Linked DNA regions of Homo sapiens: all the other regions are linked to region 1. The links are chromatin contacts, found by Hi-C or POLR2A ChIA-PET in ENCODE. All regions are on one chromosome and are shown on one strand. Each heading gives the region's core, a stretch centred on a gene start or an enhancer-like site at or near the end of the contact. The rest is flanking DNA. Distances are from core to core; before and after follow the strand shown.

Evidence for each region. Hi-C counts contacts between places; a loop is a spot of excess contacts on that map. ChIA-PET counts read pairs that join two places held with the same protein, here RNA polymerase II (POLR2A). Pooled maps may share reads with other maps.
Region 2: a map with no recorded cell type shows a loop between it and region 1 (6-fold over the local background). The contact joins the promoter of PXDC1 here to the promoter of RIPK1 in region 1. A Hi-C loop is called at or near these places in 1 of 37 single-sample maps with no recorded cell type and 5 of 50 pooled maps. POLR2A ChIA-PET finds 5 or more read pairs at or near these places in 1 of 52 experiments (IMR-90).
Region 3: a map of CD4-positive, alpha-beta memory T cell shows a loop between it and region 1 (10-fold over the local background). The contact joins the enhancer-like site here to the promoter of RIPK1 in region 1. A Hi-C loop is called at or near these places in 1 of 168 maps with a recorded cell type or tissue (CD4-positive, alpha-beta memory T cell), 1 of 37 single-sample maps with no recorded cell type and 8 of 50 pooled maps. POLR2A ChIA-PET finds 5 or more read pairs at or near these places in 1 of 52 experiments (K562).

Annotation. Positions count from the first base shown.
Region 1 is chr6:3,065,500-3,069,743 of GRCh38, reverse strand. It overlaps RIPK1 (receptor interacting serine/threonine kinase 1), which reads right to left and starts at 1,250. Exons shown (of 11, transcript NM_001354930.2): 1 at 1,083-1,250. RefSeq lists a silencer at 592-1,381.
Region 2 is chr6:3,749,295-3,753,538 of GRCh38, reverse strand. PXDC1 (PX domain containing 1) reads left to right here and starts at 1,826. Exons shown (of 5, transcript NM_183373.4): 1 at 1,826-2,263. The coding sequence starts at 2,008. RefSeq lists silencers at 1,313-1,482, 1,533-1,772, 2,523-2,602.
Region 3 is chr6:3,730,567-3,734,810 of GRCh38, reverse strand. All of the region lies in intron 3 of PXDC1 (PX domain containing 1), which reads left to right. Among named protein-coding and RNA genes, the nearest start is that of PXDC1, 19 kb to the left of the region's middle. RefSeq lists a silencer at 2,162-2,456. Within about 2 kb of position 2,131, at least 3 of the 41 ENCODE cell types and tissues checked have a DNase peak (open chromatin) inside an H3K27ac peak, as active enhancers do.

The sequences.
Region 1 (4,244 bases), core at 1-2,500:
CACCGTGCCCGACGCAGTATTCCACATTTCTAACAAGACAATTTCCTCTTGACTCAGTCCATCTTCCTAGCAGTCACAGAATGCAGATGAGTACTAAGACATTGCACATTTCAAAGTTCACTTCCTGCCTTGGCTTCTTCAAGTGTAAGTCAGGGAAGAATTAATCATTGGAACAGCCTCCTGCTTTGCCCAAAATAAAAAAGAGCTCTGATTAAGGGAGAGCCAAATGGTCAGCAAGAGAGAAAGAACTAACAACCCCAGACCTCCCCCTGCCCCCGCAACCCCCGCATCCCTGTGAGGCTTTGTCAAATGCTTAGGGAAGGAGGATGCAGCCTATCCTCTTCCCAACCCTCAAGAGGGTCCGCAGCACTTCACAAAAGCACCTGCCAGTGACAGAAGCCTGCTAGGGTTACCACATTCGTCCCCTCAGTCGTCTAAGATCACGCAGAAATGCTTTTGTTTTTGGAACCTGCTGCGGCCTCAAGCGCAACAGTAAAAGGCCCTTTCAAAGGGCTGGTAAGGGAAGAGCCCAAACTGTTTTTTCTTAATGATAGGGCACTAGGAGCCCACCTTCTCCACCAAAACAACATTAATGGCGTGTGGGACTGCCTATTCCACCCTCACGCGGTAACCGCGGCCCAAAGGCAGGTCTCCGCCCGCTACCAGTCCAGCGCCCCGACCTCTGGCACAGAGGCGGCCAGCGGACTCCGGATAAGCAGAGACACCTAGCGGAGCACCCCTGACTTCCGGGAGCGCCCGCGGCCCCGCCCACCGCCCGACTTCCGGTACCGGCGGGGCCCGCCCGCCGCGCGCACCCCGGGCAGAGTCCCTCTCCTTCCGGGAAGCCCGCGGCCGCCCCGGCCTCCACGCAAGCACCCGAGCGTTACTTTCGTTTCCGCGGCAAACGTCTGGAGGCCCGGGTGAGGGAAGAAGCGGCGGCGGAGGGTTGGGGATTACTCCGACGCCGCGGCAGCCTTGCCCGGGCGTGCTGGGGGAGGGCGCGCGAACCCCGACCAGGGGGGTCACCGGGACTGAGCCCGGCGGCCTCCGGAATGTTCCCCGCGCGGTGCCAGTCCGCTCACCGCGCCCTTCTCCGTGGCCGCGCCGTCCAGCCAAGTCCTGCCGCGCTCCGTCGGCCCCGCCCGGATGGCCGCGCTCTGGCGCCCCAGCTGTGGGTCCCCTGGAGTCGCCGCGCTCCGGCAGCTGGCCCGCCGTCCGCGTCGAGCGCGCCCGGCTGGAGGGCGTGGACTGTTCGCGCTGCCTCCTCCCCCTGCCCCGGCCCTTGCCGGGGAGGAGGACCGCGAGAGCGCCGCCCCGCCGCTCGTGGGACCTCGCGCCCGGGGTCTGAGTCCCGGAGCTCTCTTGCGGGCTAGAGGATCGCGGACTTTGTTTTCAAGCGAGTGGGGCGGCCTACGTAAAAGAGGAAACCGAAACCTCCGCGCGCACGAGAGGGAGAAGGGTCTGGAGGGAAGCACTGGGTGGATTACAGCGGGGGCGCTATCCGGAGGATTCAGAGCTCTGCGGGTTAGCATAGGCAAGTTAGCATTCCTCTACCTTCATCTGTAAAGTGGGGCTGTTGAGGAGGAAATGTGATTATTTTGCAGCCCTTTAAAATGGTAATTGTGAAGTCTCGAGCAAAGTTGGAACTGCATGCTATTCATGTATATTAAAAATCAAATAATAAAATTATATGCACATCAGGCCGGGCGCGGTTGTTCACGCCTGTAATCCCAGCACTTTGGGAAGCCAAGGCGGGCGGATCACTTGAGGTCAGCAGTTCGAGACCAGCCTGGCCAACATGGTGAAACCCCATCTCTACTAAAAAATACAAAAATCAACTGGGCGTGGTGGCGGGCACCAGCAATCCCAGCTACTCGGGAGGCTGAGGCAGGAGAATCCCTTGAACCTGGGAGGTGGAGATTGTAGTGAGCCGAGATCGCGCCACTGCACTCCAGCCTGGGTGACAAGAGCAAGATTCCGTCTCAAAAGGAAAAAAAAAAAAAGCACAACAGGATTACATACTGTGAAAAGATATGTATGTCAAGAGAACTAGCCACGTTCACAACACGAGCCACAGACTGGGAGAAAATATTTGCAAAAGACATATCTGATAAAGCACTGTGACCCAAAATATACCAAAAAAAACCCTCTTAAAATGCAACAATATGAAAATGTACAACTTGATTAAAGGCGGGCAAAAGCTCTGAACATACACCTCACCATATGTATATGCATATGAAAAGATGCTCAACATCATGTCATTAAAGAATTGCAATTTAAAAAAACAAATACTATTACACATTTATTAGAATGGCTAAAATTCAGAACACTGACAACAACAAATGTTGATGAGGATCTGGAGCACAAGGAACTCCCATACATTCCTAGTGGGAATGCCTAATGTTAGAGTCTGGAAGACATTTTGGCAATTTCTTAACCAAGCTCTTCTTACCATAAGATGAAGCAACTCCACACCTTGGTATTTACCCAAACGAGTTGAAAGCTTATGCCCATACAAACACCTGTACAAGAATGTCTATAGCAGCTTTATTCATAATTGCCAAAACTTGAGGGCATCCAAGATATCACTTAATGGGTGGACAGATAAGCTGTGGTACATCTATACAATGGAATATTAAGTGCTAAAAAGAAATGAGCTCTGAAGCCACAAAAAAAAAAAAAAAAAAAAAAATCCTGGAGCAATCCTAAATGTATAAATCTAAGTGAAAGAAGCCAATCTGAGAAGACTACATAATGCATGATTCCAACTATGTGACATTCTGGAAAAGGAAAAACTACGGAGATAGTAAAAAAGATCAGCGGCTGCCAGGGATTTGCAGGGAAGGAGGGATGGATAGGTGAGGCACAAGGGATTTTTAGGGCAGTGGAGTCTGACGTTACAGGGTTGGGTACATCTCTATACATTTGTCAAATGTATCTTGAATATACACAAAGAGCAAAACCTAACAAACTCCGGACTTTGGCTGATAATGTATATGTTTTATCCATATTGGTTCATTTTTGTAACCATGAATCTATGTTGGTTTATCAGGTGTGACAAATATTCCACAGTAATGCAGGATGTTGATGGTAGGGGAGGCTGTACAGTCCAGGATGTTTGTGGAAGGGGATATTTTCTTTCTGCTTAGTTTTGCTGTAAACCAAAACAGCTCTAAAACAAAGTCTATTCATTATTTTTTAAAAGATGTACACATATCAAAAAAGACGAAAGGCAGAGCTATTCACTCAGCAAAGCTTTCTATCTACTGTATGCCAAGCAGGTACTAGATACAAGAGCATCTGGTGATAGATACAAGAAATACAAAAAGGAATTCATTCCTTCAGTAAATATTTACTGAGCACCTGTTCTAGGCACTGAAGACTCGGTTGTGAATTAAACACAAAAAATCTCTATGTTCTGGCCGTGTGTAGTGGCTCACACCTGTAATCCTAGCACTTTGGGAGGCCAAGTCGGGCGGATTGCCTGAGCTCAGGGGTTCCGGACCAGCCTGGCAAACATGATGAAACCTCGTCTCTACTAAAAATACAAAAATTAGCTGGGCGTGGTGGTGCATGCCTGTAGACCCAGCTACTCAGGAGGCTGAGGCGGGAGAATTGCTTGAACCCAGAAGGCGGAGGTTGCAGTGAGCCAAGATTGCTCCAGCCTGGGTGACAGAGCCAGACTCCGTCTCAAAAAACAATAAAAAATAAAAAACTCCACGTTCCATTCGTGGAGCTTGCATTCTAATGGGGAAGACAAAAAGTTATTGCCCATCACTGTCCTCTAGACATCATGTGACCTTGGGAGGTTGGAAATGCGTTGTTTTTGCTTCATTTTGTGTTCAGTGTTTTAACTCAGAAACATCTATTTGGGAGCTTTACTCATTACTCCCAGCAAAAGCCATGAGTGTAGACTGTGCATGAGATGAAGGAACTGGTCCTTGCAGAACACCAGAATGGAAAAGGCAAGAAACAGCCCAAGGTGAGGAAAGAAAACCAGCGAGAACAAAGAGCTGGTACTATCTCTGAAGCCCGTGGAGGCCAAAGTGTGAATATGAGGGGGTAGGTCTCTTGGCCACAGGCCTGAAACCAAATGAACCCCCACCCCCAGGCTGCAGTTCCCAGTGCACTTGGAAATGAGACCCTGACTCCTCCAGGTGAGCCTGGGAGACCTCCCTGACTCCTTTCCATCTCCCCCTCCTCCCCCACACCCATCTCCAAGGCCTGCCCTCTACGCCCACATT
Region 2 (4,244 bases), core at 577-3,076, 680 kb before region 1:
AGGAGACAGGAGGCAGGTTCAAATCTTCCTCCCTGATTTGGGGTCTGGGGCAAGTTCTAAGGAAGCAGAGGGCAAAGGAAAGGACTTAGAAATGTTGGCTGGGCAGGATCTGTTTGAAGGCCTTCAAATTTGGCCATTTATGGTACGGTATGTTGAGGTGGATTTTAGCCCCTATCTTCTGGGCCAAGAGACCCTTCCCTTCTGAGAGTTCGAATGTTCGGGTTCCAGTCATGTCCCAGTCTTCTTCGTTCCAAGGAGACGAATAGTTGGTTCTGGATGTTTGTTAGAGATCAAATCTTTTTCTATGGTGCATGCCTGGGCTTTGTGACTTAAGAGTTTTTGGCTCTGTTATACCTGCAAGGTAACTCAACATTGTTACAAACAGAGTAAGCCCCGTTTGGGCTGGTACTGTGGTTACAACGGCACTTATTCCCACCACCTAGAGTCAAGAGCTGCTGGCACACTGGCTGTTTACTTCCAGTTCCCACGGCCCCTATTCCCCTATACAAAATTACACAGGAAACATATGCGTTCATTTAATTAGCAAGTGTATATAAAAACATCATAGACAAAGCAAAAGTCTCTCTTGACACTCTCCATCTTGACCTGTTCACCGCCCCAGACCAGGTGAGGAAATTTGAAGCTATGCTATCTGCAAGTCACTGGCGCAGTCGGAATAAAAGTTGGTCGTGGTGGGGGCGGGGGGGGGGTGGTCATCTGGGTCGGGACTGAGTCGAGGCAGGTGGGACTGAGTGGTAGGGACCTGGGGGGACATCTGGGTCGGGTCTGAGTCCAGACAGGCCACCTGCCTTGGGCCTCTAACATTTCCGCGCAGCGCTGGGCTTTGAGGCTTTCCAGAGCGCTGCCGGGGCGGGGGCGGGGTGAGGTGAGGGGCTCACCCTGGCTCTCCCACCCCTGCCTACGGGCTGTGAGGTCACTCGATTCATTTCTGGAACTAACTTGTAATTCTCAAACAAGTGCTATTAATTCTCTTCCAACTAGGAACGGCCTCAGTAACGCGCCGCTGAGTCAGTTTTCAGGGCGGGCGGTTTCCCCAAGTCCACTCCTGAGGCCCCTCAAGAGCACCCACCGCGTCCAGCTTCCCAGGGCGCTCCTTCCCAGGAGACCTTCTTTTCGCCACTGTTTTCTCCCCTCTTCCCACTTCTCCGAGGGCTGCCCCGCGGTCTGTCCGGCCGTGTCCCAGGCCTTGGCGCGGCTGAGGCATGACCGGAATGCGCGGGAGGACGCGGGGCACGGAGGGGACCTGAGGCACGGAGGGAACCCGGGGCGGGCCGGACTGGCCTGGGCCCTCGTCGGGGCGGTGCTCGACCCGGCCCGCGCCCCCCGCCCCGACACTCGCAGCCCCGCCTCCGGACCCCGGGTAGTTGCCATCCCCTCGCGGGCCGGGTGGGGCGCGCAGCTCCTAGCCCTGGGAGGTCCCGAGGATCGCGAAACGGAAAGAGAAAAAAGTCTGCGCCGAGCGCCTGGCAAGCAGGGCCCGCCCCGCCTCCCTTCCCGGCTGGTCCAGTCACCGACCTGCGGCTCCGGGGCCGCGAGGGAGGAGGCGCGGGGGGCGCGAGGCGGGGGCGAGCGCTTGGGACTCGGCCCGGCTCCCGGCTCCGGGGGTTCTCGTGGCCGCGGCAGCGCGGTCTCTGCGGAGGCGGCGGGGGCGCGGCCAGCCGGACCTCTTCCTTTCCAGAGCGGCCCGCGGCGCCCGTTCCGCGGGAGGCGGGCGGGAGGCGGACGCGGCCTAACCTCGACGTCGACTACCGCGCCGCCCGCGATGGGAAGCGCCTTATAAAGCCGCGCCCGGCCGGCCCGAGCCACTCGCCGCCGCGCCGCCCCGCTGCCCCGAACGCGGGCCATACGCAGCCTCCTTGGAGTGACGGGCCGACCCCGGACGACCCCGGCCACGGACAGACCCGGGACGACCCCGGCCGGGGCGCGCCTCCTGCGGGCGGGCGGGCGGCGGGGCTGGGGAGCCCTTGGCGGGGGCATGCGTGCGACATGGCCTCGGCGGTGTTTGAGGGCACGTCGCTCGTGAACATGTTCGTGCGCGGCTGCTGGGTGAACGGCATCCGCAGGCTCATCGTCAGCCGGCGCGGCGACGAAGAGGAGTTCTTCGAGATCCGCACGGAGTGGTCGGACCGCAGCGTGCTCTACCTGCACCGCAGCCTGGCGGACCTGGGCCGCCTGTGGCAGCGCCTGCGCGACGCCTTTCCCGAGGACCGGTCCGAACTGGCGCAGGGGCCGCTGCGGCAAGGTGCGGGGCCGGGGACGCGGGAGGGGCGCGGGGCCGAGGCAGCCTTGAAGTGCACGAAGGAGGCGGGGAAGAGACTTCAACCGAGATTGCGACTTCTCCTTTCTGCCCGCCCTGGACAGGGGACACTTGGACCCCGCGCCCGCAGACGAGGGGTGCCCGGGCGGCGGGGTTAGGGGGACGGGGAGCCAGCCTGCCCAGCCTGGGGGCGCCCCCGGCGGAGGAGCCAAATGGGGCGGGAAAGGGGCCGAGGCCGGCAGGGCGGGCGCCGGACTCTCCCTGAGGACGAGTCACTTCCGAGGAGGGCGGGGGCGCCCGGGGCTGAGCGGCTCACAGGGTCGGCCCGGCCCTAGCCCCCTGCCCGGTACCTCCCGAGGGCCGGCGGGCGGGCGCACTGGGAAAGCGTCTGGGAGCAGTTAACTGCAGGGTCCGAGCCGGGGGTCGCGTCGGGTCTGGCCGCCGCCCCGAGTTCTCCCCGCGGAGGGCGCGCCCCTGGTCTTCGAGCGCGAGGTGCCACGCAGCCCTTCCGTCCCTCCTCGGAGCGGCCGCCCCGCCCGCGGCTGCCGCGGACAGCCAGGGCCCCCCCGCACCCCCGCCAGGGCTGGTCCCCATTCGCGTTTGATCAGCTGCGCCGCCTCCTCCCCGGCCTCGTGACCGTCCTGGCTCGCGGGAATTCTTGTTTTCAGAAACCGCGGTGGCTTCCCTTTTCCTACCGCTCTGCCCGATCTTTCTTTTGGAGGCCAGGCTGAGGGGGTGGAAGCCGGGAGGACGCAAGAGAGAGGGACTGGAATTGAGACGGGAAGAATTGCGGGGTGGAGGGGGCAGGCCGAGGAGAGGGGCCGCCTGGGAGGGCCGGGAGGGGAGAAGGGGCGGGAAGACTGGAGGACTTCCGAGCAGGTCCCACCCCCCTCCATGGGTGACCACCTGTAGCTCGGAACATTGGGACAGTGGCCCAGCAGCCTTCTTTTCTGCAGTCCTCCTCTAAGCAGAGACCTCCTGAAAGCTTGGGGCCAAGTTACTGAAGCAGAAGGTGGCCCGTCCAAGTCTCCCCAGCCTCCTATCTGGCTGCGTTCTTGAGATAACCTGTGCTTTCCCCTGGCGATGGCCCCAACCCCAGTGTGAGAATTACGTGGATAATTAGCTTAGTTCTCATGACACATCTTTTGGAAGGGCTCCCACAGCCAGCGAGTTGGGGCCCTGAGCGAGAAGGCCCGCCTTTCAGGCCTCCCTCTGCTCCCCAGAGCCTCACATTTATAGCTGTTCTCCAGACAGTTGGGTGTTATTTCAAGCATGGAAGCAGTTTTCCTTGGATTTGCTGTTTGTTATGATATTTTAAATTTAACAAATCAATGCCCAAATCAGGAAAGCATCGTGAAGGAACAGCGGTTTATTCAATGACCTTTCCTGGAACGAGGCTTAAATACACTGGAGTCCCTGAGCTTCACTGTGGTCAGGCGTCTGAGCTCCGTGACCCCAGGCAGGCTGGTTGGAGCGGGATCCCCGTGGGGCTCCCCACCTGTAACTTTGTGCTTGTGGTCTCTGACGTTTGTGAGGACTGAAAGGCATGGTAGAGGGTCTAACAAGAGCAGGTTCTCCATAAATGCCAGTTGTCATTGTTACCGTCCCATCAGCTGCTTCTGGCTGGGGTTGGGCCAGACGGTGGAAAGAGGGCGTGGTTTCAGTTGCATCCACGCTGGTGGAAATACCTCACCTGGAGCAGGAGGGAGGGGCGTGCCCTGCACACACCCTGGCTCCGCCTCTTTTGCTGTCGCCCTAGTTGTGCTGGGTCTGTTACGCGGTCACAAGCTGTGTGGACACGCAGGAGTGGCTCAAAAGAGTGAAGAAAGGTTGAAGACGCGAGCGATTACCGTGGAGAAAAGGCTCAGAAGGGATATGATAGCTACCTCCAAGTACCTCAAGGGGAACAGAAATCAGAAATAGGGGTCAGAATGATGGTGGCAGGGCTGGTGGGCGGTGAGTGTGA
Region 3 (4,244 bases), core at 882-3,381, 660 kb before region 1:
GCCCGGCCTAGGATTGATTTTTTTTTCTATTCCTGTGAAGAATGTCATTTGTATTTTGATGGGGATTGCGATGAATTTGTAGATCACTTTGGGTGGTATGCTGCTTTTGATATCTCCCTAAGATACCTTCCTATGTGCCTTTAGACAAGAGCAGTGAGTACAGGAGCCCCTTTTTAGCTGGCACTGGGTCTCCAGAACCTTTATGGGAGAGTGAGGATGACTGGGTCCTTTTTCCTGGCTGGGTGTCTATGGATCCTCATCTCAGAGGGCTCACAGAGGGCTCTGGAGTCCTAATTGTCTATTGCTCTGGGTTTTGCATTTTGTAGTGCAGAGCATGGGGAAGCCTGGTTCTTTAGTCTGAGTGGGGAGAGTCCTAGCACCAGTGTCTCTGTTTTGGTTTGTTTTGCTCTGTTTGGGCAACCCAGAGATCAAGGAGCAGCAGAGTCCTCTTAGTGCCTTGCCTTATGGGAGGTGCTGGCCCCCGAGTGAGAGGGATAGATTAGAGGCCTGGAGCCACCTCTGATGGAGAAGCTCCTGAGGCACAGTGCCCGGCACATGCTTCAGCCTGCCCTGGCCTCCCGTCTCTATCAGCGATGTGTATGAACACATGGCCCACGTGGACCCTAAGGGGCGAGCATAGTGAGACGAAATTTAACAGGGAGAAACGTAGAGTCTCATGTTGCCATTGAAAGTATGTTTTCTTTGCCTTTTTGCAAGGGCTGAGGACAGGTTTCAGCCACGGCTGTCTGTGGCCTTCCGTGTGTGATGGGGGTGCAGTGTCCAGGTCTAGGAAGGCAGGGGTCCTGGCCTCCTTATGCAAGTCAAGACTGTCCCCGGGATGCAGCAAGATGAATTATTACATCCAGAGAAGAGTGTCTGGTGGGCAGGGGTCAGAAGAATGGGAGGAAATGTGGAAGAGCAGCTAGGAGGAAGGGGATGCCACCTTCAGATGTTGGCGGGCTGCCATGGGAAGGGGTCAGGTGGGGGCTGGCACTAGGCCTGTGGGTAGAAGTAACTGTGGGCGACTTTGGCTCAGCACAGAACACGTTCTAACATCTGGGGCTGCGTAACCATGGAGTCTGCACCAGCCAGTGGCTAACAGTCTCAGTGCAAAGTCTGGGGGCCCGGAGGTGTTGCTGCAGGAGGCGGCAGGCGGTATGGCCTCTTGCAGCCTTGCAGAGCCGAGGGTCTCAAGTGCTCTGAGTGTTTCCTCCTCTTCCTCTTCTCTGCCGGTCACCGAGTCTGGTTTTCTTTCTCTGAACCCCCCAGACCTTCCGATCTCTGTTCCCGGTCTAGCTCGCCCCTCACTGTGTCTAAGGGAGCTTCTTAATCTAGAGCAGTTGTGCCTGCCGGTGGCGAGGCGGTACACCCACGCACACCATGGCAGATACCTCCCTTCAGGAGTGTTTTTTAATGAAATTACTATTGACAATAAATAGCCCCAACATCCCTTTGAGAAAATGGCTCACACATAGGCACACCATGTTCTCAGTCTTGGTCCCATATTTGGCATGTTTCTGGATCTGTGGCTCCCCAGGCTGAGGCGCGGGGTCCAGAGAGTCCTGGCATCACCTGAGACTGTCCACACGGCTTTCTCTCATGCGTCCCCCTTTCTCCAGGATATGAACCCGAGGACTGAGCCAGTCATCCCAAAGCTCTGACCTCTGAGGCTTATTAACTGTCTTAAAAGCTCACTCTCACCATCAAGCCCAAGTTCTTGGTCATTCTGGGCATTCAGAGCCTAGCCCACGCTAGCCTTTTGATGTTGTCACCTCCACTCCAGAGCCTCAGCCTCCTGCAGGGGACTGGCCAGCCGTTGCATGGACTGTGGCCCTGCAGGGTCCTTCGTGCAAACCTGCCTGTCCACTGCTGTCCTGGTTAATTCCATTCATTCCCGGCCGAGAGCCCACATCCACCCTCCTCCTCCATTTCTTATGCCACTGACATACGTGTAGGGAGGTGGTGCCATGGGGAACAGGCACTGACTGTCTCTGCTCTCATGATGTAGGCTGGGGATGGGGACCTGCAGGTGCTGAGTACCTTGGCTTTTCTAGGATCGTTTAGTTGTCAGGAGCTCCACTAGATGGCGCCCGGCGCTAGCAGGCGCGGCGACTGTTTCCACATCCTGGGGCCACGGTGAGGACAGTCAGGATGGACTGCATCCCTTGGCAGTGCTTCCAACCAGTACAGCCTTAATCATTCTTTGTCCCAATGCTTATCAAATGTAAGAAAGCAAGAATTTAGAGCGTTCTGCCTCATGGCTGCAGCTGTGCAATGTAAAAGGAAATGCAAACCTCAGCTTCGATCTGGCAACTTGGACTCATCAATCTCAGCCACAAAATCTGACCATTCAGGTTTAAGAGGCCTGGAAATGAATCACAATTTTATTTTTCATTAATCTGGCTTCTGGCCAATCTCAACCTTAGTTTCACTATGTAGGGGTAGCCCAGCTAGCCAGTTAATACAAGGGCACTGCTTTGGGTTTTGTTCCGTTGCTGGAGTACATGGGAAATACAGTGGGAGAGAGGAGGTGAAAGGGAGGAAGGCTAGAGTATGAATGCTTTCACGGCTGAGACCGCGTGTCTGCTGAGAAAAGGAATAGAGTTATTGAAGTGAGGGGTTGTGACGTTTGTGGGGCTATGAAAACATAGCTGCATCTAAAAAACAGAAAAATTGCCATCAGGCAAACAGACACATTGGTAATTGTTGCAAAAAAGATCCATTGATTGATAGATGCAAAGATTTGTGAGTGAAACTGAGGAGAAACAGGATTTGCATAGCTGCAAGGCATCCTCCTTCAATTAACTACAAAGGGAAAGGTGGTAACTTCGCTGTGGAAACAGCTGGCAGAAGCCTCCTCACCAGGCACTCCACAGCAGCCTCAGCAGCAGCAGGACCTGTCAGCCTCAGCCCCACCCCCATATGCCACTCCAGGTCTCATGCAGCGTCACTGTGTAGGGTTCCTGCCAAAAATGCATCACCTCAATCGAATCACTCTGAAACTGCCAACAAACCCAAATCGAGGGACATTTGCTAAAATAGCTCAGTCCTCTCTAAGAGTGCTACGGTCATGAGGGACAAGGAACGATGGAGGAACTGTCAGAGGTCGCAGAAGACCAAGACAGAGCAACTCATTGCAGCAAGAGATCCTGGATTGGGGCCCCCACGGAAAAGAGGAACGTTGGTGGAAAGACTGTTGAAATTCAAGTGAAGGAGGTCTTTCATTTAGTTAACAGAATTGTGCCAATGTCAGTTTCCATGGAAGAGCAGGGCTGCTTTCATTTGGAAAAATATGAGTGTAAAAAAATAGCTTGAAAGTCAACTATTTCATGGAATCAGTCATGTATGTGATTAAAATGGCTACATTGGTCAAAGATTCTTGCTATAGATACTAAGCTGACTTCTAAGACATTCACACTGTATGTTTGAAGAGAGGCTCAGATGCTATAATTTTTCTTGAATGACAGCATTTTCTTCCGTTCTTTTTTATTTACATCATAACAGATCTGAGGACATTACTAACAATGATCATAATAGCTGTGAGGAAATGCGGACCTCAGCCTTGATACGGCTGTTTGGACTCATCAATTTCAGCCACAAAATCTGATTATTTAGGTTTAGGGGGCCTGGAAATAGAACACTGTTTTTCATTAATCTGGCTTCTGTATAATGTCAACCTTATTTTTACTAAATAGGGGTAGCCCAGTTAGGCAATTAATAAAAGGGCACTGAATGATCATGATAGATCACTCAGGACTCTTTATTGAGCCCTCAGTATTTGCTAGATTCTTTACATACATCATCTCAAGTTAGTCTGCACAATGGCCTTTGGAATGGATACCTTTATTTCCATTGTACAGATGAAGAAACTGAGCAAGAAGTAACCTGCTCTCCAGGCATAAGTAGCAGAGCCTTCCCCAGCTGCAGTCTGCATGCTTTCCTACCTGCTCGTGCCTCCTGAGGAGCCAGCATTCCACACTGAGACACGCCATGCTTGCTAGTGCTCTGGCCGAAGGCACATGGCAAGTTATCAGTGGATTTTGTTACAAGTCAGGCTCCCTGGTCCCGTAGCAATGAATCTCAATGCAGCCTTTTGCCTGAAGGTACAAGTTCATGGTCTATACCATCGTCTTGTGAAAACTGACCTGGGAGGTCAACTCCCATGTAAATATCTGCTGTCCGTGGTTGAAACGGGGCACAGGCTACAGGCTTAGCAAGAAGATCTCCTTAAACCAGTGGTCCCT